Regions from separate parts of the Mus musculus genome. Here region 2 is linked to region 1. Evidence: chromatin loops called from intact Hi-C (ENCODE). Cell type or tissue: heart. All regions are shown on one strand. Each heading gives the region's core, and the rest is flanking DNA. Links, peaks and the distances in the headings are about the cores only.

Region 1 (10,993 bases), core at 1,290-9,289:
CTGGAATTACTACCCCAACCAGTCCTGCAAATAGGTATCTTAAAAGGCAGATGCAAACGTCTTGATAATTTTGCTTTCAACCGTTCTGCCTCTGGAAAAAAAATGTACTTTTAAGTCACCTGTACGTATGAAAGAGGCAGGGATGACTGTTCCCGCATACGCCCACCACTCTGTGCCTTCAAACATGACTATGAGCAAACGCTGGCCTCCAGCAGGATCACTGCCAGAGCCTGGTGCTAAGGAGGGTGAAATACGTGTAGGAGGCTGTGATCGTTAATTTTGATTGTCAACTGGATGGGATTTAGGATTACCATGGCAACAAACCTCTGGGCCTGGTTGTGAGGAGGTTTTAAGACTGGATGAACTGAGATGAGAATGGAGACCCCACCCTAAGTGTGAGCAGCAACATCCTGAGGATGGAGGGGTCCTAGGTGAATAAAAGCAAGGCACCTGACTCTGGCTTGTCTTTTCTGTCCCTCACTGTGGATGTATGCCAGCCAACCTGCTACCATGATGGACATACCCTCAAACTGTGAGCCAAAATAGCCATAATTTCCGCTAGGTACTTTCCTTCGGTATTTTGCCCAGCTACAGGAAAAGTAAACAGACTATTCTTACAGATTCCCACAGACTGGGATACGGTCCTCAATAGTTTTGCTTGCTTTCTTTTCTTTTTTTTAATCTATTTTCTTCTTTTATGTATGTTTAGTTTCCTGATTCTTTTCGACCTCCTAGCTTCTTCTGGGCCACTGACTAATTTTTTTTTTCAAAGCTCGCCATTGGTCAACTAACTGCCTGTTTTCTCTTTACGCTCACTCTCTCTGTGTGGTGTTGAGTATGCATGACATCAACTATTGTTTCAAGACAGCGGTCTCAGGCTTAGACATCAGCAATCTGGGAACTACGCTATTCACTGTCCCCTCCTCTCTTTGTCAAGTATAGATATCTATATCTATAAGATAACACCACGGGTATACCCCACTGTTGGCTATAGTTCGATGTTGAGAAATCTCATGGCTCATTGTCTCCCCTCCTCCTCTGAACCTCTTCGCACGGCTGGTCTCTTGTTCTTCCTAGGTCCCTTTCCAGTCACAGCACCATCTGATAATACTGATGCATTATCTCTTGTGAGAGAAACCATAATGTATTTCTGGCACTTTTGAGCTCCTGAAGCACCTCCTATTTTTCCACCACAATGACCTTCGGGTCCCTTTCTCCTCCATTCTCCTCTACCTCTTCCCTACATTATGCCTGGATTATTGTAAATTTTTTTCTGTCCAGTGGCATCGCTCACGGCTCTTCAGCTCTACCCTACCTGATTGATTCCAACTGCCCCTGTGTAGCCGGATTCCTCACTGTCCCCTAACACTGGCTCCATATTCTGTAGTCAACTCTTCTTGTGGTTCCTTAACCTCACTGTCCCTCTTCCCTGAGCCCCTGGGCTCTCCATGCTTTTTGATCATAGGATCCTATTATAAAATATTTCGTAAGCCAGAAATAACCATCATAATAGTTCTTCATTTACAGATGAAATTCTTGTATAGCAACACCAATATGATCTATACATCATCAAATACACATGACAATTGAGAGTTCAAAGGGATACACTAAATAATATATACGTTGTGCTCTCTACTTACTAATAAATAATTTTATCCTTGGCCTGGGGTGTAGACTTTTCTCAGTAGAAAGGCTGATTTAGACAAAATGTTTTCATGTGGCCCCAACACAGCTTTTCTTCCCCAAATTCTCAGAACTTTAAAGCCATAAGAACTAAATCATCTATATCATATAAACCTCCTCAATGCTTTTAGTATGATTAATTGAAGCTTTAGGATGCCAGAAGTTTATAGATTTTTTTTTAGGATAATTCAATCTCTTAATTAAAAACATTACTGTCCTTCCCAAATTGCTAGGGTTGAGCTTTGCTCAACTGGATGGCATACATTATACGAAAGCTTCAAGTTAGACCATGGTGTGATTCATTTAGCTCAGTAAGTATCCTATGCATAACATTCTATAGGCTTGGGAAGTAACTTCTCCACTTTGAGGTTGCTAAAACTAGTAGCATGTTAGTTAACCTAACTCAAACCCTGTTGCCACTTGATTTGTTAAACAGGAAGTTGGAATTCTGACCACCAGGGAAACAATAGACAGAAAACTTAAAATAGCATATGTATTTAAGATGCCACTGTGACTATTATACACAGAGTTTAACAGAACGGCGACTACACACCATCTGAAATGTCTAACACGATTCATGTTTCTACCTTGAAACTGAGTACTTTCTATAAGTTATTTTCATCTTTCTTATTTATTCAGCTCAAAACCTACAATGCTGGCTACCTGTAGGACTTGAGAGTCTTGGAGGCCTGAGTTTACGTAGTAGCCAGGCTGGCTTTCACTGATATATGGCTGTTACCAAGTCTACAGAGAATTCTTTTCCTCTACCAGCAAACTGAGAGTGCTGTTGATTGGGTAGGGCTCTAAGGACCTTCTAAAGTTCCAATTGCACAAGGTATGTGTAAAGCAGCTTACCTGTAATGAATACCCCTAAAAGAGTCATTTCCAGTCCCCACATCCATCTTTCTACCAGTTTAAGAGGCTCGGTGAGATGCTCTCAGGGGAGCACAAGGCCATTGTTGTTGCTGTCTTTGTTCATTTGGTTATTCTCTGGCCTGCAGGACATTATGAGGTGTTCATGAAACACCTAACAGCCATGTGGCTCGGTTGGGATATAGGGTCAACTTTGGCTTTATCCTGAAGGTTACCCAAGCAATCCAAGCTGAGAACCTACCTCTCTGAGGGCTTTACCATAAAGTCAACTAGGTCTAAATGGAATACTGTCAAAGAAAGTACTTAAGTGGTGACATGACTCTATGTCCTCACATCTGGCACCTGGGAGATTTCCAAGTTTATCTTGTGCTTTCAAAATCCAAGTCAATTAACCAAGGGGGTGGGTAGAATACATGCGCGTGCGCTTGCCGCGCGCATGCACGCACACACACACACACACACACACACGGCAGATGGCAGCCCAGGCTGGTCTAGAACTCACTGTTACAAAGCATGGCTCTGAACTTCTGATCGCCCTGCTTATAGTTCTTGAGTGCTAGCATTACAGGTGTGCTCCACTACACCTGGTTTTATGTGGTAGGAGGTAGAGATTGACACAAGGCGTCAGGGACATCAGGCTTCCGCTCTGCCAACTGGGGTATCTATCCCCCAGTCTTCTAACAAATCAAACTTTTAAAATCAATAACTCATCTTCTGGAGTTTTAGCCAGAGTGCCTTAAATGAGGCTCCCATCCTGTAACGCCCCACTTAAGCTGTTAATGGAGATGATACCAGCAAAAGCCCTTGTCAAGTGCAAGGAGCCCCACATCTGTCCATTATTGTTCTGGAGACAAGTTGTGCATTGGTCTCATCTTATCTCCTAGCTTTTGTGCATTTTGGACAGCTCAGAAGAGCCCTGCAGTGTTCCAGGAGGGTATTTCCCACTCTCTCCTGTTTCCGTAAAGGTGACATACACCCCACAGTTCTTCCACAGCCAGCTCACCATGAATGTTCCTAATGGTGGCCTAGCTCCTCTGTCATTGCAGACATGAGGCTGATTAAAAATAAAAAAAAGCTTTAAAAAGTCTGTGTTTCCAGCCTCCTCTCTCAGGTCTGCCCCTAACTACATCCTTTAGCCTCACACAGTTTGTGTCTGTCCAGAGAAGGAATGTTCTAGCAGGAGCAAAATCCCCCAATCACAACCATCAAAACAACTTAAAGTTTAGAGGGGAAATCAACTAAAACCAAACAAGCCCCTCCTGCATTTATGAAAGAATGTGGGGAAGTGTAATCCCCCAGAGGCAGCATCAGGTTTCCTCATAATTGCATCATGGGCTGTTGGGGGCAGGCTGAAGCTCACAAGTGTGAGCAGGTCTAAGATTTCTCTTTGTTCACTGGCTGGCATTTAAGGCTTTATAAATGATGTGCCACAGCCTTGCCACTTCAGGCTGAAGCTATGGTAGCTGAGACTCTGAGTACTAATCTAATCTGCATGTTTCAAGCACTCTGACACGCCACGGCTCACCTTGCTCTATGTTAATTAAACAACAGGAGCCCAGCAGTAAGAAATACAGTAAAGAAAGAAAGGATAGATATCTAACATCTAAAAAAATCTTTTTATTTTAAGTGTGTTTCGTTCGTCCTCTAAACACCAGAATCACCTCTAGACTAAAATCAATATCTGATGGTTACAATGCTAGCTTAATATCAGCCAATAAGGATGTCTTAAAGCCTTTGAAATTTAGGCTTTTACGACAGGTGTGTATGTAATGACACACAAAAGGTAGGTAGTAGGTAGCCTGAAGTCCTAGCCAAGCCCAAGACCCTGCCCAAAGGGCCCCTAACACTTGTTGACTGATGTTGGATTGCTGACCCAAGAGACCTTAAACAATGAATGCTTTGTCAAAACACTAAAAGCACGTTGTGGGTCCAAGACTTTTTTTGTCATAGTGAGGGGGCGTAAGAGAAGGTCAGCTGAAAGCTGCCCACCATCAGGAACTCAGGCTCAGCAAACAAAGCTGAGGCCTTACTAAACAGACCTGTTTTGGCTCAGCGTTGCAGTGGAGGCCCAGGCCTGGAGCAAAGCTGACTCCTCACTGAGAAGTTACTCTTGCTGCAAGGGATACTTTGTATACATTTTCAAGAAGGAAAACAAAACAAAACAAAAACTGGAGTAACTAAATGATGGAGACAGACAAAAAAGAAAAAAAAAACAAACAAACAACAAAACACACACACACACACACACACACACACACACACACACACACACACAAAACCAGCAGCAAAACTGATCCACCAAGGCCCGGATAAAACCCACTTCATCCTCCAAGGAGGGAAATACCAAGTCCACAAAGCGGCAAGTATCCCTCTCTCTAGTTGAGTGGTTCTTTCCAGAAAGGAAGCTTGGGCTCCTGGCTCTTTACTATTAGTATTGTTTTCTGCAGTCTCTTTCCTTCGTGCCTCACAGGCCTTCAGGCTGAGCCTCGGCAGCTTTTTCAAGGAGGAAGAAGTGTTCTGTTCTCTGTGGGGTCGTGACCTTGGAGTCCTCGTGCGCTCACCTGATGGACTTCTGACTTGCTGATCTGCTATGACTCAGGCTCCTGACTGGCTTCCTTGTCTCTGACACACCTCACTCCAAACTGCCCACCTGCTTCCTCGTTGCCAGATCGCTTGCCTGACAGGCCAGCAGTAGCTGCTAACCTCCCAAGGGCCTCTCAGGGGTAGCTCTCTGTGGAGGTGCTGAAGGCACCCAAACTGTTTTCTAAAACTCCCTCTCGCCTCAGTCCCATCTCTTCATTAACTAAAATCTTCACCACTGCAAGCCCCCGACTAGCTTCTGCACTGCTACTGTTTCGTTATTTTGGAAAATGTAAATGAGTCAGCTTGCCTTTCTTCCCACATTTTTTTTTCATTGCTGATAAGAGAATGCAAGAAGAAAGGAAGAGATAAATGTGTGTCAGACTGACCCAACTCCTTCTGCAGGAGGAATTTACTAGCGCTCAGGATCCAAGTCGCCCGCTCCCCATTCCTGCTTGAAATCCAGAGTACCTGCTCTTGGATCTCTATGGCGCTCCCAGAGCTTGGGACTGGCTGGGAGCCATGTGATATTGATTTGTTTTCACCATGGCAACAGCAAATTAAAACAACGAGCAGAGTGAAGGCAGGCTGTTCAGCAGTAGAGCCGCATGACCAATATATTTCACAAGCATCTTTTCCTCCCTTCCGCCGGGTTTTAGCTCTCCTTTCCGCCACACTCATAGATTTCTTACAAGACGCGAAGTCAGAACTGAAACTTAGGCCAGCACAACTCTAGGAAGCCCACTGCTGGCAGAGGTTGGCCTGCCCAGCAGCTTCTAGAACATTAGGTGAGACGGATGGAGGAAACGCTAACAACCATGCCTTGACTTCCTTGGAAATTTCATTTGTGGCTTAGGCATCTTTAGAAAATTTATAAGAAACGGAGAGACTGGAGGTTTTGTATTTTGTAGCCTTATATCTAAACAGCCCAAGACATTGCCCACAATGTTTCCACACAGAGGCCCCTTCCCTTTGTACTTTACACAGTGAATTGTCCCAGGAGACAAACAACTTTTGTTACTGTTGTTTGTACAAAACAGGTCCCTAGAATTCTAGGAGAGAAAGTGTAATAAGTATTAGGTCCCTGAAGAGAAACTGAGGTAGGCACTTGCTCAAGGCCACACTAAGTAAGTGGTGCAGGAGGGCCAGCTGGTAGTAGGGACTCCAGGGAACTGCAGTGTGCTCTAGCCCAAATTCTTTCTTTAAAAGGAACCTCAATAAACACTAACCTTTCTCCAGATCCGTACAATCAAGGGTGTGCAAGAGGAGTGCCACCTGTGTCACAGGGTTAACAGCAGGGACTAGTGTATTTTATTTCCTTTGAGCCATCTGCCTTAGGACACGGTGCTGTATCTATGAAAGCAGCTGTCACCCACCAGCCAATCAACCTTGAACTTGGTAGCATAACCTGGGCCTTAGGTAAAGTTTCCAGGGGGGCTGGGAATGGGCCCCCTGGGATAGGACCCCCTGGGACGGGACCCCCTGGGATAGGCCACACAGGAAGGCTTACTGAGCCACGACACAGAGCGAGTTAGACCAGAAAGAAAGTGAAATCCGGCTCCCTGAGGCAGGCCATGGCTTTTCTCTAGCCAAGCCAGAAGCCTGCAGAAAACCTGGGCAGACAGGCAGGTAGGCAAAGTTGCCCTATTTGGCCTGTGAGGGGGGATGGATGGGCTGTGGGTTTAAATGGGAAGACATAACTCAAGTCCTGCCAACTGGGAGTTCGAATGTTCCTGGCCTGGACATAGAGAACTATTCCTTTCCACAAGCTGAATAGAAGAACACACAGCAGAAATAGTTGGGGGATGACGTCAGGAGTTCTGGGCTAGTGTCCTGCACTTCTCCTTGAAAGTAAAAACCGTGGTACGTGGCATTGCCCTTATTTAAATGAGCACTGCTCTCCCTCAGAACGGAGCAAACGAGAGGAAGAAACTTCCTCTTACATAGATGATAAAATGTCTCATTTAATTTTTGTTCCTTGTTGCTGCCTAAATATAAAAATGCCCTAATAGACATTTTCCGACTTAATCTTTGTCTTTTAAAGAGACAGTAAGGCTTTTTTGAAGAACATTAGAACATTCACGGAGGTGGCAGTTAGGCAAGTTTTTTTTCCCCCCTTCGCTTCAGTGCTTGCTAACTATTCTAAAAATGTTACACATTTATTGTAAACACATGCTTCCAAGGCCTAACAAAAAAAACACGGTTTCCTCAGCCTGGCAGAAATTTAAAACGGAAAAGGGCAGAAAGAATTCTTTAACACAGAGAAAGCCTTCCCTTCTCCTGGGCCAAGTGTGTTAAAAATAAATCTGCTTCACCCTTTCCAGCCGCTGCTTCTCGGCAAGAAAGTTGATCTGGCTGGGCATAGTGAGAGCCCAGCTTTAAAAGCTAGCCTGCTCTCATTAAATTATTCTGCTGGCTGTGTGTTCTCATTAAAAATGCATACAGATCAGATAATTGCAGTAAGCATTATTAACCCAGCCTTACTTTTGAATATAATGGTTCCACTTTTAAGCTGGAAACAAAGACAGAGGCTGCCAGGAAAAGCAATGTAAACATTGAACCACAGTGTCTAAGACTAGCCAGGAAGCTTCCTCTTCTGCCCTGGTGCTGCTTAAAATGTGCTTTTGAAACTCAATTAAAGCCATTGCCCTGTAGCACCAGGGTGGCCCCCAATTTCCAAGAAACAGACATATTTTCGTCCCAAACGTTCAGCCGATGATTATTTAAGCAGATTTTTTTTTTAAATTCTTAATTTCAAGTATGTTTTCAAAGAACAGGAAACACGTAAACTTTATTCTGTAGCCCACTCTGGCAGTAAAAAACCTCCATTATCTTAAGATAATCCTGGCCTGGATCTTTCAGATAATTAAAGATAATAATAATAAACAAATCTGTCCTTTAAATAAATAAATAAAAACCTCGGTTTTTTTTTTTTTTTTTTAATGCCTCACCCTAAACGGGCGGCGTAGATTCCAGCTTTGCCGTTTCTTGTTCTCAAATCCAAACGTTACGTAAAACTCCAGGGTTTCCTGCGAGTATTCCGTTCGAATTAGTGGAATCGGTCTCCCTGGCTTCCCTAAGCACACACATGGAATGCAGCATACTGCAGCAAACTCTTTAAACATTAAAAAAAAATTGGGGAGGGGGGGTTGTTTCTCCTACCTTGTTTAGCTCTGCTCGTCTTCCCCATGTACAGTAACCCCAAGAACATCTGGCAGGACCGAGTGGCCGTGGCTTCTCCACCGCATCATGAGGAAGGGGGGTCCATGCAAATAGTTCTCCGTCCCTGTTTATTGTACTCTGCGAGCCGCCGGCCGTGGCTGGAAAATTTTACCTTCAGATGATGAAGCAAAGACAGTCTAAACTCTGTTGCTGTGAGCTGCAGCCCTTCCTTCCCACAGGCCCCGCCCAGGCTCAGCCCACCAATCCCCGGCCAGCTCGTCAGCCCTCCTCGTCTGAAACTGGTCCTCATAGGATGACTGACACAGCAACACAGCGCTGGCAGGCTCTGAAAACAGTGCGTCCATACTGATGGAAAAGGGATCTCCCTCTCCGAGGAAAGCAGTCATAGCTCCGAGACAAAGTGGCACATAATTGGCAGAGCACAGAGAGGGGTAGCTCAGACAAATACGCTTCGAGACACCCAGCCCGTAGCTGGGAGTTGCATCATAAACACTCCGGGAATCACGAAACTCCTAAGATGGCCAAGAAATCCAATTGGATCCCAAACTAAAGTCTTAGGGCGTTTGAGGAAGCATACTGACATAGATGTACACATTCGTTTGTGAGACAATTCAGTGTTTTTCATGCAAAGTGATACCTTACGAAACATTTGCAGGCAATTTCCATGACGGAGGGAGGCTATAGCCAAGTTGGATTGCACACTGAAGACCAGACCATGCTTGAAGCCCCAGCACACAGCTTTTCTAGAGAGCTGTCATTTCAGTGGCTACTTACTGGAACCCATATATTTTCCATCTAAGTTTCCAGAGCACTAGAGACTTCAATTAGGGGATGCCGAAGGACAGAACTGATATCTCTACATTAAGCTTTGAGGCTCTTGGCTGGCACCCACTGGGGGATTAACTGTGTCTTAACCTTCTTAGATGCCATTTGATAAATGCTCATACGTTGCCCATCCTGTCTTTAGTGCCGCAATGACTGCTGGAGGGCGTTTACTGCTGAATACACATGGCACTGACCTAAGGGACATCCTCCATTTTCAATCTACAAAGGTTGACCCACAGATGCCAGAGGTTCCCTAAGATAAAGCAAGAAAAAAAAGAACGGAAAGGGTTATTTTTTTCTTCTTCTCAGTCAACAGCATTTCTGCATGCTTTGAAAACAAAAACAAAAACATATGGCATTTAGAAAACACAATAAGCACACATTTTCCTTCCACAAAACACAACATTTTGCATCTTAAAAATTAAGTATGAAGGTCCCGTGACTAACTACAGGCAAGAACAAAGATCCTATTCATCTGAAAGATTGAGCCTCTCTCTCTCTCTCTCTCTCTCTCTCTCTCTCTCTCTCTCTCTCTCTCTCTCTCTCTCTCTGCAACTGTTTAACGAATGCATCTGGAATGGAGTAACAGGGCAGAATGTAATGGTTTTGGTATTTTTAGATTTTGGAATTGTGTTCTTAAAACACATCATTTCTTGTGACTTGTGGACTAATTTTCTTCAATAGAATATCTTATTTTACTCCTCTTCACTTTAATCTCTAATATTGATTTTCATTTCTAGTCAATATTATCTTTGATAGGCTTTGGTTAAGTCTGTTGTTTTGTTTTGTTTTTCCTGGAAAGTTAAATTAGCTACATTTAAACAAGTGGAAATCTTTTTAAACTGTTAATACACCTATGCACACATACCTGAGTGTTGATCTCAAACTTACCTTCTTCCCCAGCTCCTCCTGCTTTTGACACGAAATCCCCATTTTTTACAATCTTATTACTTAGACTTTAGTCTCTGTCAAGCCCATTTCTCACCCAGAGACATTAAGCCTCTTAGTGTTCTCCTCCCAGCTCGGCCAGAGCCCTGACCTATTCCCTGTATGGTACAAAAGCTAATTGATAGCCTCTGGTCCTCAAGGCACGTCGGTTCTGGTCTTCCCTGTTGCCAGACAGGTTTTTCTGAAGTCATGTAAAGTCATGTTCCTTTTACACTCAAACCTGTCCCTCCATAAAATCCAAATTACAGACTTTCAAGGTCCTGCTAAATGTGGCCCCTGCCTTTATAGTCCACTTTAAGTCTGCCATTTTCCTAAATGAAGCTCCCTGCTCTCTACCCCATGTTCGCTTCCCCTCCTTACACACTGTACAGACCTCAGATCACCTGCCATTTCTTCAGCTATGCCGGCCTCACCCACATCAGCCTCTCTCATGTTCAAAAGGCTTCTGTACTGGTCGTTGTCCCAGACTATTTTAAGCCTCTAACAATGCAGCCTTGTGTAGCTAGCTTGCCTGAGCTGATCTTGCCATTTTAGAAGGCTAGGTCTGTGTCCTACATTAATTAAGAGAATGTGCACAAAGCATCTCTACAAAGGCTGGTGTGACAGAGCTGCACTAGAGGATGTCTGTCATTGGCGTAATTTCTGTGTTGGACAAGAAGTCACACACAAACATGCTGGTTATTTGGTATCACAAGAAACGATGTCACACTTACTGATTTATAAGAGCCAAAAGCCTGACACTTTTCTTCACTTCCCTCTCCAACAGTAACCTGAAATCCATTGTCAAAGTCTGTTGAGTTTACCACCTGAATATTTAGAACATTTTACTTTGTTTCTTCCTGCCAATGTCCTTCTGTTCACTGACATCCTTAACTCTTGAAATAGTAGCTGCGCCCTGAGG
Region 2 (10,993 bases), core at 2,009-10,008, 58 kb before region 1:
GAGACTCTGTTCTATACCTTAAATGCCAGTGTGAGTCATGTATTAATATTCACAGGATTCCAAAGTTGAAGAGTTCATGATCCAACTTGTACCACCAATCCAAGAGCTTGTCTAGATACGACAGCTTTGTACACTCCATTGCCGCTTTCTCACCAACGCCTGCGTGGATCAAACATATTCCGAATGGGTGCTCGGTGGCTAAGCTGATAAACATTAGGACTGTACCAGTCACAGCCAACACCATTTTGATGTTTAGCAACTTCTAATGGGAATCTTTGTCAGGATTTAAATGAACCAATGTGGTGGCAGGAACCCCACAACTGAAATAACCATTTTCTGAGGCATGGCAGATATTTACTAGTTGCTGGGCAACCAAATATTTCGACACTGACGCCAGAGGAAATATGTACTGCCAAGCTAGGATGGGTTGCTTTAGCAATCGGCTCTGCATGGGACTGTCTCTTAGTATCCCTGCTGTAGAAGTACCTTAAAAAGACACTTAGTCCAGAAATCAATCCCAGGCATTGACTTGAGCAGTGTCTGAGACCAGAGCATTCGCCCGTCAGGCATGCTTACACACTTCCTTCTCATACTGAGAAAGGATGTATCTTCCTACAGATCTCCTCCTTTGGCCCATTCTTCATAGAGACCATGCCTCCTTCCTCCACTACATGCCAACCCTAAGGATGAATGGTAGAACTATTATTTCAAACTAGTCACAGTTAGGATAGGATTTTGCTGTTCATTGTTACAGCAAGTGAGTTATGGATCATGATTAAAATTAACACAGGAATAAGAATTTAAGGGGCTTGGTGTTTGGGCTTTTTTTTTTTTTTTATGTTGACTTGGGAAATGCTGTACTTTTAAGATGGTTATGTGTCTTATATGAACCTTGTAAGACAAGTGGAAACAGCCAGCAAGACACACATAGCGGATTTATACCTGATAGAAGCAACTTCAGAGTCTGTGATGAGAACATGCACTTGCCCAATGGCCATGCACTGAATCACAGAGGAAACTACATGTAAGCACAGCCCCAGAATCCATTCCTGAACCTAACCAATAGGGAGGCTATTGACAAGGGGTCAGTGAGGTTCCAGGGTCAGAGAGGTCAGAGCCTCAGCCAAAATCTGCCTAGTTCATAAAGTTTCTTCCAGGTCAGTCTCCCAGGACTGTTACCATTAATGTATCTATCTCTTTCCTTGAAAACTTGCTACTAAGGATGTGTATCCAACAGTCCTACATACGAACACAAATGGGTATGCTTTCTAGTCTATGTAAAGCACCAGAAGTCAATGAGCCGGTCTCTTTGGGTGCAATCCTCTCATCTGATACAATGTGGCAATGACTCACCCTGTAGGTTCCCTTATAAAAGTATCCAAGTAAGAACATGGGGACGTCTCAGGTTGTTCTGTAGCCTGGCATTACAATTCCAGCGAGCTTAAGACAAATGATTGTGGGTTACTTCAGGATCAGTCCCAGTTTTAAATGTCAAATTCAAAGGAAGGATGCTCACATGAGCTAAAAGTCAATACAGTCAAGTTGGAAATCCAAAGATAGAACAAGATACATCAGGAAAGCATGGCTTTTTTTTTTAAGGCAGTAGTTGTAATCTCATGTCCTGTCAGTAGATGAACTAAAGCAAAGATCATGCTCGTATGGATGGAAGGTAGAACGTGGAAAAACACTGTGGGAACAGGGGAATGCCAAGCTCAGGATCCCATGGTATCTATAACTCTAGGCAAAGTTAACGTTAGATAGAAGACACCATGCACACAGGAGACAGTAAAACACTGTAATGTGGTCGCTCTCTGGCTGGTCTCACACACAAAAATGAACACTTAGGAACACGAAGCACTTGGATTACTTAATGATTGACACCTTGGCATAGATGATAACCATACATCTTCAGAGCAGGAAACGTACCTTCTCAGCTGTCAGGTGTCACGTACAGACCAATTGTAATCTGCATGGAAACCACTTGAGTGTGTTTCTCAAGTAAAAGGTGTAGACTTCTTATCTTATTGATAAAGTGTTAGAAATTAATAGTGCAACTTCAAAGGAAAACTATCCCAAATGGCTTGCATATTTTAGGAACACCTGCTTAAGTAATGACTGAGCCACACAAATGAACATATCACAAATTAGAGAATGCTATTCAGCTAAAGTCGTTGAGGTATGGCCAAAGCTGTTTTATGTAGTAGACGAGTTTTAAATAATAAAGAGTGGGCAAGACTACACATTCTGCTCAGAATGAGGCAGGGGATAACAAAGGAAAGGAAACATGAGTGTAATTATTTTAAAACAAAACACTTAAAAAGTAAAAAATTTACCCTTTTTAGAATTGATAATTAAGATTGAACACAAATTCTTAAGAAAAAAATAAACGTATCCTTTCTAGAATTGATGATTAAGACCAATCGCACAATCTTTTTATAAACAAACAAATTTTTAAAATTACAGCCTTATATAGAAAAGGTTTCTGATTTAATTATAAAAGGGAGATTAAAACTATGTCAATTGTCAGGAAGAGATACAGCAGAAATTATAGTGCCATATACTAATGCTCAGATTACTTCACTAATAGGTAATCAATTAAGATTGGCAAAGAGCTTGTAACAACTATTTAGGAGAAATTAACAACAAATATCCTAAAAGCAAGTGACTTCAGTTTATTTAAAAAAAAAAAAAAGACTAATTGGGTTCTCCCGCATATAGTAAAAAAAAAAAAAAAAAAGAACACCAACCAACTCCTGAAGTGCCTACATTTTATACTGATGCAAATAAGTTAAGAATGGCTGGTTATAAGTAAGAAAAATGAAGCAGAGCAATTCAAACCCCATATGTTTCAGTTAAAAAACCAAAGTTGTGTGCAATTCTTATGGTATTATTAGATTTTCCTGAATCTCTTAATATAATTACTGACTCTCAATATGCAGAGAGTTGTTTTACATATAGGAACTGCTGAATGTATTCCTGAATTAACTTTAATTCAGAATTAACTCATATAGGCTCGCCAGGTCATTAGCACAAGGAAACGAAAAAACTGACTAAACATTAATAGCAACTGTGTTAGAAGCTTCAACATTTCATGAGAAAAATACCACCTTAAGAGTAAAGGCTCGCCGGGCAGTGGTGGCACTTGCCTTTAATCCCAGCACTTGGGAGGCATAGGCAGGTGGATTTCTGAGTTCAAAGCCAGCCTGTTCTACAGAGTGAGTTCCAGGACAGCCAGGACTACACAGAGAAACCCTGTCTCAAAAAAAAAAAAAAAAAAGTAAAGGCTTAAAGAAAAAATTTTTTTTCTTATCACCTAGAATAAGCCAAGAGAATTATAAGAAGACGTCCTACTTGTTCTTTATATAACCAAATTCCATCACCCGCTGGAAGTAACCCTAGTCATACTAAAAGAACTGAAACCTGGCAGGTGGATAGGCTTCATTTTGCAGACTTTGGAATACTGAGGATCAAATGCCACACCACTGATACACACCCAGGCCTGGGCAGAGGGCTTACGGGGCTCCAGGGAGCTGATGTCCACAGTGGGACAGTGATTGACACTGGTTCTGCCTGTTTGTTTGCTTTCAAGACATGGTTTCTTTATGTCATCACCAACATCTTGTCCCCAATGCCTTCTCCAACTTCCCCAGGCCTGCATGATTTCACTCCCTCTTGTCTGCGTATCTTGTTCCCGGGGGCTGGCAAATACTTCCATCCCATGGGGCCATCTCCTTTTCTCAGCACCTGTAAAGCTTCTTTTCAAAGGACATCCACCCCCTCCCCTTCTTCTTCCTTCCCCTCCCCTTCCCCTTCCTCTTTCCCCTCCTGTTCCCCTTCTCTTCTTCCTTCCTCTCACCTTCCCCTTCCTCTTTCCCCTCCCCCTCTTTTTCCTCCCCCTCCCTTTCCCCTTCCTCCTTCCTCTCCTGCTCTTCCTCCTCCCACTCCCCCTCCTCAAGGTCTCAGCCCTGAAAGCAACACATTGAAGGCAGCTCCCTCCCTAGCAATCACTTCTGCATAACACTGTCCCTAAGGATATTATTTCCATTGGAATTCCTTGCTTCTTTTCCATTGCAACAGAAGGTGGGAAACAAGAAACATATTTTTGGAAGGAGAAGAAACCTATATCTGGTTGATTTGTGTGTTGCCCCCCACCCCCCAAGAGAATGACAGCACATGAGGTCAACACACTAATTTCCAATGCCTGGCTGAAGGGCACCCACACTGGACACTCAGTGTTTCATGAATGAATAGGGCCTTTGATACATTATGGTTATTTTCCTTTGTTAAAAAGTAAACCGAGGGACAATAAAAGCTTAAAGAGTTTATTTGGACAAAGAGCAATTCAGTTGCTGGGTGCCCGGGATTGGCTGTGCTTGGGCCCCCTTTTGTTTTAGTGGAGGCACTTAGAAGGAATGGCGAGTGGAGTGCAAGGTTTGCTTATGTTTGCAAATCAAACAAAGCCAAGGTCACAGGGAGGGTGGACTGTGTGTCTGCTCAGCAGCTCTTCTGGCCTGGTGTCTACTTCAACCTGTTCTGATCTTGAGTTGGTGGCTGCCCTGTCATTGTTTCTCCAGAACAACTGCAAACTCTGTGAGAAGCCCCAGCTTTTTGTTCAGGAACCCGATTCAGCTCTTGGCTCTGCTGGGGACTAAATGGTTGCTTGCAGAACACGGAAATGAATACACCTGTCTGAAGTGCTCCAGGAAGTCAAGTTTCTCTGTTCATGGCTTCGCATTCCAGTGAGAACACACTGGTTCGACTGGAATTCCTCACTAAGGATGCTGCTCCCCAGCATTTTCCAGATGTTGCAGCTTCTGTGAAAGGCTGGGTGCCCAACGGGAATGAAAACGGGGCCCCGTGAATTAGCAGAGCCCAATGAAGCCTGCAGATGATTAATTTTAGATTCCAAGCATCTGGGTCAGAGCTGAGTTTCACGGCAGCTGTGGAAACCATCTCTTTGGTATCATTAATGATTTTCCTAAGGGCTGGGAGCGCCTGAAATACGCCTTCATATGAGATTTGAGTCTGAACTGGATGGATATTTAATAACAACTTAACATATATTGCATTCACCATGGGAGAGCTTCCTATTTTTAAAATGATGGTCAATGTATCTTCTGGGTGGGGTGGGATGTGCGCGTGTGTGCATCTGCGGTACAGCGAAGGCCTGAGGTTAACACAAAGTAACATTCCTCAATCACGGTTTGACCTTATTCATTAATTTAACTTATCTGTTTATTTTGAGGTGGGACTTCATAGCCAATCAGTCTAGTGAGCTCATGTCCAAAAATAAATAAGTAATCATATTGAATATTCCCGTTTCCACCACCCCCCGTGTTAGGATTATACATGTTTATCACACCTGACTTTTATACATGGTTGCTGGGAATAACTCAGACCCTCCTTCTGGCTCAGGAAGCACTTCACCCACTGGGCCCTCTTCCCAACGCTGGGTTATTCATGTGACTTAAGCAGCTAATAACGCTCTCAGTCAAAAGCCAGATGCACTATCCTGGTTTTTAAAAGAAATGTCCTGGAAGATGATAATACTTTAAGGGAAAAGAAAACAAGCAGAAAGCTGACGTTCTGGCTTTAAAGAGGCTAAGGCCTTGGAAGCATTTTCTTATCCTTCGCCCGCTGGAGCTATTTCATCCGCTCTAAGGCATAATCCCCAGTGTGGATATTCAGCCTCAGGTTGTGAGAAAAAGGGCTTGTCGGTCACATCACTAAAATTCTAGTCCGTGGGGCAGCATGGCCACCCTAAGTGTGACTACAAAGAGCTAGGCTGACACCTCCTCCCTCCCAGTTTGGGAGGCTTGGGAGTCTGAAAGGTCAGCTCTCAGGGGGTGGAGCTGTCCTCGGAGTATCATGTTGTTCTTGGCCACGACAGTGCTGAAAGAGAGTAATGCAACTATGCTGTAATCTCTGAGCCGGAAGACACTGAATCCATCCAAGTGGAAAGAATATGCTAGTTAGCAGTAGTAGGGTCAGTTCATGAGGAAACTGCAGAACAGGTGAAGTTCATCGGTGACGTAGCCCCTGCAGAGCGAGCCTGGTCTCTATAGCTCCAGGACTGTGTCCCTTGGCATGGTATACATACACTTGGCATTGTCTGACAGCTGCCTTAGGTTTCTTGGGCCTTTGTTCCAGTATGCAGGGACAAACACATCCCAGGTTTCAGGGTCTCTGTAGTAAAAGTAGGGGAAGAAGGGGCGCCTCCCATTCTAAAATGGAAATTGACTGGTTTGATGGGTCCAACTGACATTATTTATAAACAGGATACTTCCCGGGGATGTCTAAAGTTCTCTCTCTCAGGGAACAGGAGCTTTATTAGTGATTTTTTTTTCCTTTTTTAAGTAAGAGGACACTTCCAGCATGTGTGACACATGACGAGAGCTTATGGTGTAGACATCTCATGGCTGGCTGAATAGAAGAGCAGATCTTTGCCTTTGAATTCACGGAGCAGCACTCTGTAATAAGAGCTGGGCATGGCTTCTGCCCCGGCAGGGCACCATGGAGAAAAAGCAACATCGTTTAAAGATAATGACTCCATGGAAGAAAAGAGAAGTATGGTAATCGGGAAAACAAGAAAAGAAAAAAAAAAACCTCAGAAATAAAATAATAATAATAATAATAATAATAATAATAACTTTTGAATTGAATGAATTTAACTTCATAGGAAAAACATAGGTCAATGCTCTAGTTTTAGAATGACTGGTGAAAAAGAAAAAACAAAACAAAACATGATTGTGATTAACGCCAGCCTCAGTCTGTAACAAGTTTGGATAACTGTACAGATGCCCCAAGGTGACCCAAAATAAAACACTCACTGCCCCTCCCCCCGCCCGTGCACATGTGCATGTGCGTGTGTCACAGGCAATCAAACCTTGAAAATCACATATGCTGTTCAAGCATGCCACCTCTGGGCCGCAAACCCAGCCTGCTCCTTCCATTTTAGTAGCTTTTAAATGACACTTGAGTTGAGTCTCCATGTATCCTTCCTGCCGGAACAGCTACAATCACTGAGCACGACGTACAAGTGTCTTTTGGGATGTAAATCAAAGGACCATCTTTGTGCGGAGCCTTTACTGCTCATATTTATAATGGATTATGGGGAACTTGGAAAACAGGTAGCCAGAAAGGTTGTATGGATTTTATCAGAATAGTTCTACGTTTAAAACTTGGGGATATATTTCTTTATGTCCTTCTGCAGGCAACAGCTGCCAGTTGTTGGGACAGAAGAAAAGAGTTCCTACCTCGTGGCTCCTCCTTCTCCCGGAGAAAAACGGGTAACCGACAAACAGGAAGCACCACTTAAGGATGAGTTCTGTGTTAGTGTGGATAGGGCTGTGATATTCAAGTTCATGCCAGACTCCAGTGAAGAACCAGGCTACAGTTACCTGGATGAAGACCATCCCAGGGGAAAAGAAGAGCTAACTTAAAGGTCTTGCAGAGACCTCTGTAATCACCCGTGTGATTGCAGAGTCAACTGGGCCAGATATACAGCTGAGTCCAGGTTACAGTGGGTTTCAAGGGGCTTCAGACTTCACGGATGACGCAGGAGACGGTTGAAAACAGGCATGAGCGCTATGACTTTACACTTGTTACTGTAAACGTGTATGGGGGGCAGAAGGGAGTCCTCCCACCGCAATTATAAATACACACTAAAAAAAGACAAGAACAGGTCTTGCAGTAGAGCAGACATGGAAGTTTCTGTCTTAGTGTTCTAATGCTGTGAAGAGATGCCGGGAGCTGAGAGTTCTACACCTGGATCTGAAGGCAGCAGGAAGAGAGAAGACACTGGGCCTGGCTTGGGCCCTTGGAACCTTAAAGCCAGTGATACACTTCCTCCAACAAGGCCACACCCACTCCGACAAGGACCCACTTCCTAACGGTACCACTCCCCGATGACTACATATTCGAATCTATGTTCCTATGGGGGAGGGGGGGGTCACTCTTAAGAACAGATTCAAGTTGGGCTTACATTAAGGTCCTTAATTAATCAACTGAATGAATGATATCGTCTGTTGAGAAGGAGAATACTTGGTGGCAACAGACACACGAATGGGGCTGAGGACACAGCTCAGTGATGGAGTACTGGCTCAGCATGTGTTCAATCCCCACTACCACAAAATAAAAAAGCATGGGAAACAAGGATGTGGAAGGAGACAGTGATGCCGAGTCACTCAGCTATCTATGTGGAGAGGCAGGTAAGCAGTGGACTCCCGGAGTTGAGGTAGGAATTAATTCTAAAGGTAGGATGGAAGAAGTGCTCAGCAAGTCTCCTGGCATTGTATTGGACGAGGCCATATCAGGAGTCAAGATTTCTGGCAAATGTGTGTGCAGACACAGGGCTCTAAATGGGAGCGCTCGTTTGATAAGTTATGAGAGCAGTAAGTGCCTGTGACGGATGGGAGGGAACCCAAGCATGGAGCGTGGGTGGATGCGCCTATTTGGAGGTGAGGAGGACTTCAAAGGAGGACGGAGGAGCAACCAGTGAGGATGGGAAAACCCAGCTAAGAGAAAAGGGGGGAGGGAATGGCCACATAGTGCTGATGTCTCTCGTGGATAAGGGCAGCTCCCAACCTCACTGTACCCGCTGCTCTCTGTGGACGGAAGGCATGGAGAACGGCAGCATTAACCTCACTGTTCTGCAGCGCTTAGTTCAAGGTCCAGGTCACTTCACTGAGAGGCTAAGCAAGGCAGTCTGCTGGGCGAAACCTGAATCACCGCAGAACAGCAACAGTGTTCCTTTCTGGGTGGCAGCTGGCATCTCTGGAGAGCCTGTGGGCTCTGCATTCTCCATCAGCTACCCAGTCCCTGTAGCACAGAGAGCTGAGGCAGTAGTGTGTGTCATGTTTCTGGTTTCAGTTCAGCTTGCACATCTGGCTAGTGACTGAGAATGAGTGAGTGAGTGAATGAATGAATGAACCATCCCTCAATGCATGGGGGACAGATTTCAGTAACCCCACTGGATATTAAAATCCCTAGGTTCCCAAGCTCCTATATGAAACGCATAGCATCTAAAGCACCCACATCATGCTTTTAATACTGATGCTCTATACTTATATATACTTATATATACATCACTGCCTTCTTCAAAATACCTCATGGAACCAAATGTTAGGCACACACTTGTGACCTTGTTGTTTAGGGGCCGGCAAGATAAAAAGGTCTGCATGGGTTCAGTTCAGAAGCATTTTCTTTTTAAAAAACCTCCAACCCGTGGTTACTTGAATGCCCCTGTGGCTAGGGCAGGCTACAGTAATTAGGCTTGAATCAGATGACAATGTTTGTTTGTTTTCTGAGACAGCATATGTAACACAGGCTCGCTTTGAACTCATTATATATCCCAGGCTGGCTTTAACTTTGCAACAATCTTCCTACCTCAGGCTCCCAAGTGCTGTGGGAACATGAGAATTATAAGCAGGCGCCACGATGCCCAGCTGGTCTTTCTATAGTGTTTCAGTTAAACTATGCTCTCCCAAAGTATGTATTAAATTCATAATCTCCAGTCCCTCCGAATGTGCCATTATTTGGAAAGAGTAATTTCTGATTTAATGCATTAAGATGAATTCTGGAGAAAGTAGAGCCCCTAGTCTAAGGGAGGGCGAGAGACACTCAGGAAGATACCATCACAAGAAAGTGAGGGAGAGAGCCCACCACATGACTTCCATCTGCAGAATGGAGGTGTCGATGGTTCGCTCCGATGGGGACCTTTAAAGGAACATGGGGCTCACTGGAAGAGGTGAGAAGTGAACCCCTAGGTGGGGACAACTTCTGAGAGCCCATGCCTGAGCCTGAGACAGGAAGCAGCAAAACCAAATGTTGTCATGAACCCACAGTTAGGGAGCAATGGGCAGATGAGGGGGCATCAGAAAGAAAAGAAAAAGCAGGGGACTGAGGGCAGAGAGTGAGTAGAACAGGGTGGCAGAAGAAAATTCTAGCATGACCAGGGCTGAGCCATGGTCACATTAAAGACAATGGTGATGTCGGGAATGTCAACGATACTGAGGCCACTGGAGTTCCCATTGATAGTGCGCAAATGAATCCTCTACTGGCTATTATAGCATTTCTGCTCCGCAACAGACAGAAAGCACACCAGGAGCTGGGACAGAGGGTGAAATGTTCTCCTGCGGTTTGGGAGTTTTGGGCTCGTGAAGCACTGACTTCCAAGGTAGAGAGTACTGAGGGGGTGCACAGGGGGGTTATTATATTATAGAGGGGTTATATAATAAACTGATCTTTTATATAGGAGGTCGAGTGATACCTGGAGTCCCTAAAACATGACATGAAGGGAACCCACGACACTAATATAGTATTTGCATAACACAAAGAAAAACTACCACACGTTTATTCCTGGGGGGCAGTGCATGTTAACATTTTTTCACTTCAGTGTACTAAACTTACTAAATATGAATACTGTTAACATAGTGGGAATTCTAAGATTAATTATACCGAATTCCACGAAAGGAGCTGAAAAACGAGTGGGTAAATATCAATTTGGGAGTCACTCTCGAGGTCAGGTCAGGTCTCCCGCATTTATAAGTTTGGTGATCACAAGGGAAATATTTAATTTTTGTATCTATATCCACATGTACCACAATGGCCTAACATATGTGTCTGGCAGTCATTAGAAAGTCCAGACGTTCTAGCCATGGTGCTACATGGCTAGAATGATTACTACTGCAAAGTTTAGACTGTCTGAGATGGTATTTGTAACTCGGGTCAAAACTAGGCACGTAATGTGCAGAAGACCCAAGTACTTAAGGGAAATAGGTAGCCTCCGCTTAAATAGGTAGCTGGCTGAGAGTCCAGCACTCAAGTTTCAGGTCAAAGTCAATCATATATTTTGTTTTAAGAGAATTCTCACTTTTTATTCTGAAATTGTTACCCATGAATTGTAAGCCTGAACTTCATTTGCATCAACTAGCTTACGGCTAGTCCCCCATGCATAAAGAGCAAGATCGGTTTTCCTTAGAAAGGTGAGAGG

What was found. Hi-C counts contacts between places; a loop is a spot of excess contacts. Peaks named below come from ENCODE experiments on the same cell type or tissue, not always from the same donor. Only the 100,000 strongest peaks of a DNase experiment are listed, where the experiment ranks them.
Region 2: a loop joins it to region 1, with 2.7 times the contacts of the local background. A loop is called at or near these places in 11 of 42 quality-filtered maps.

The regions. Positions count from the first base shown.
Region 1 is chr14:120,273,211-120,284,203 of GRCm38, reverse strand. It overlaps Mbnl2 (muscleblind like splicing factor 2), which reads right to left and starts at 8,535. Exons shown (of 8, transcript NM_207515.2): 1 at 8,299-8,535. All of the region lies in intron 2 of Gm52122 (a long non-coding RNA gene), which reads left to right. In heart, for the core only: a CTCF peak has its summit at 5,885; DNase peaks (open chromatin) are centred at 3,873, 5,723, 6,793, 8,573 and 1 weaker place; H3K4me3 peaks cover 4,861 bases; H3K27ac peaks cover 6,325 bases.
Region 2 is chr14:120,331,507-120,342,499 of GRCm38, reverse strand. The region is part of intron 2 of Mbnl2 (muscleblind like splicing factor 2); the gene reads right to left. Among named protein-coding and RNA genes, the nearest start is that of Gm52122, 17 kb to the right of the region's middle. In heart, for the core only: no CTCF peak of the experiment used is centred there; DNase peaks (open chromatin) are centred at 4,719, 5,459 and 5,869; H3K27ac peaks cover 2,408 bases.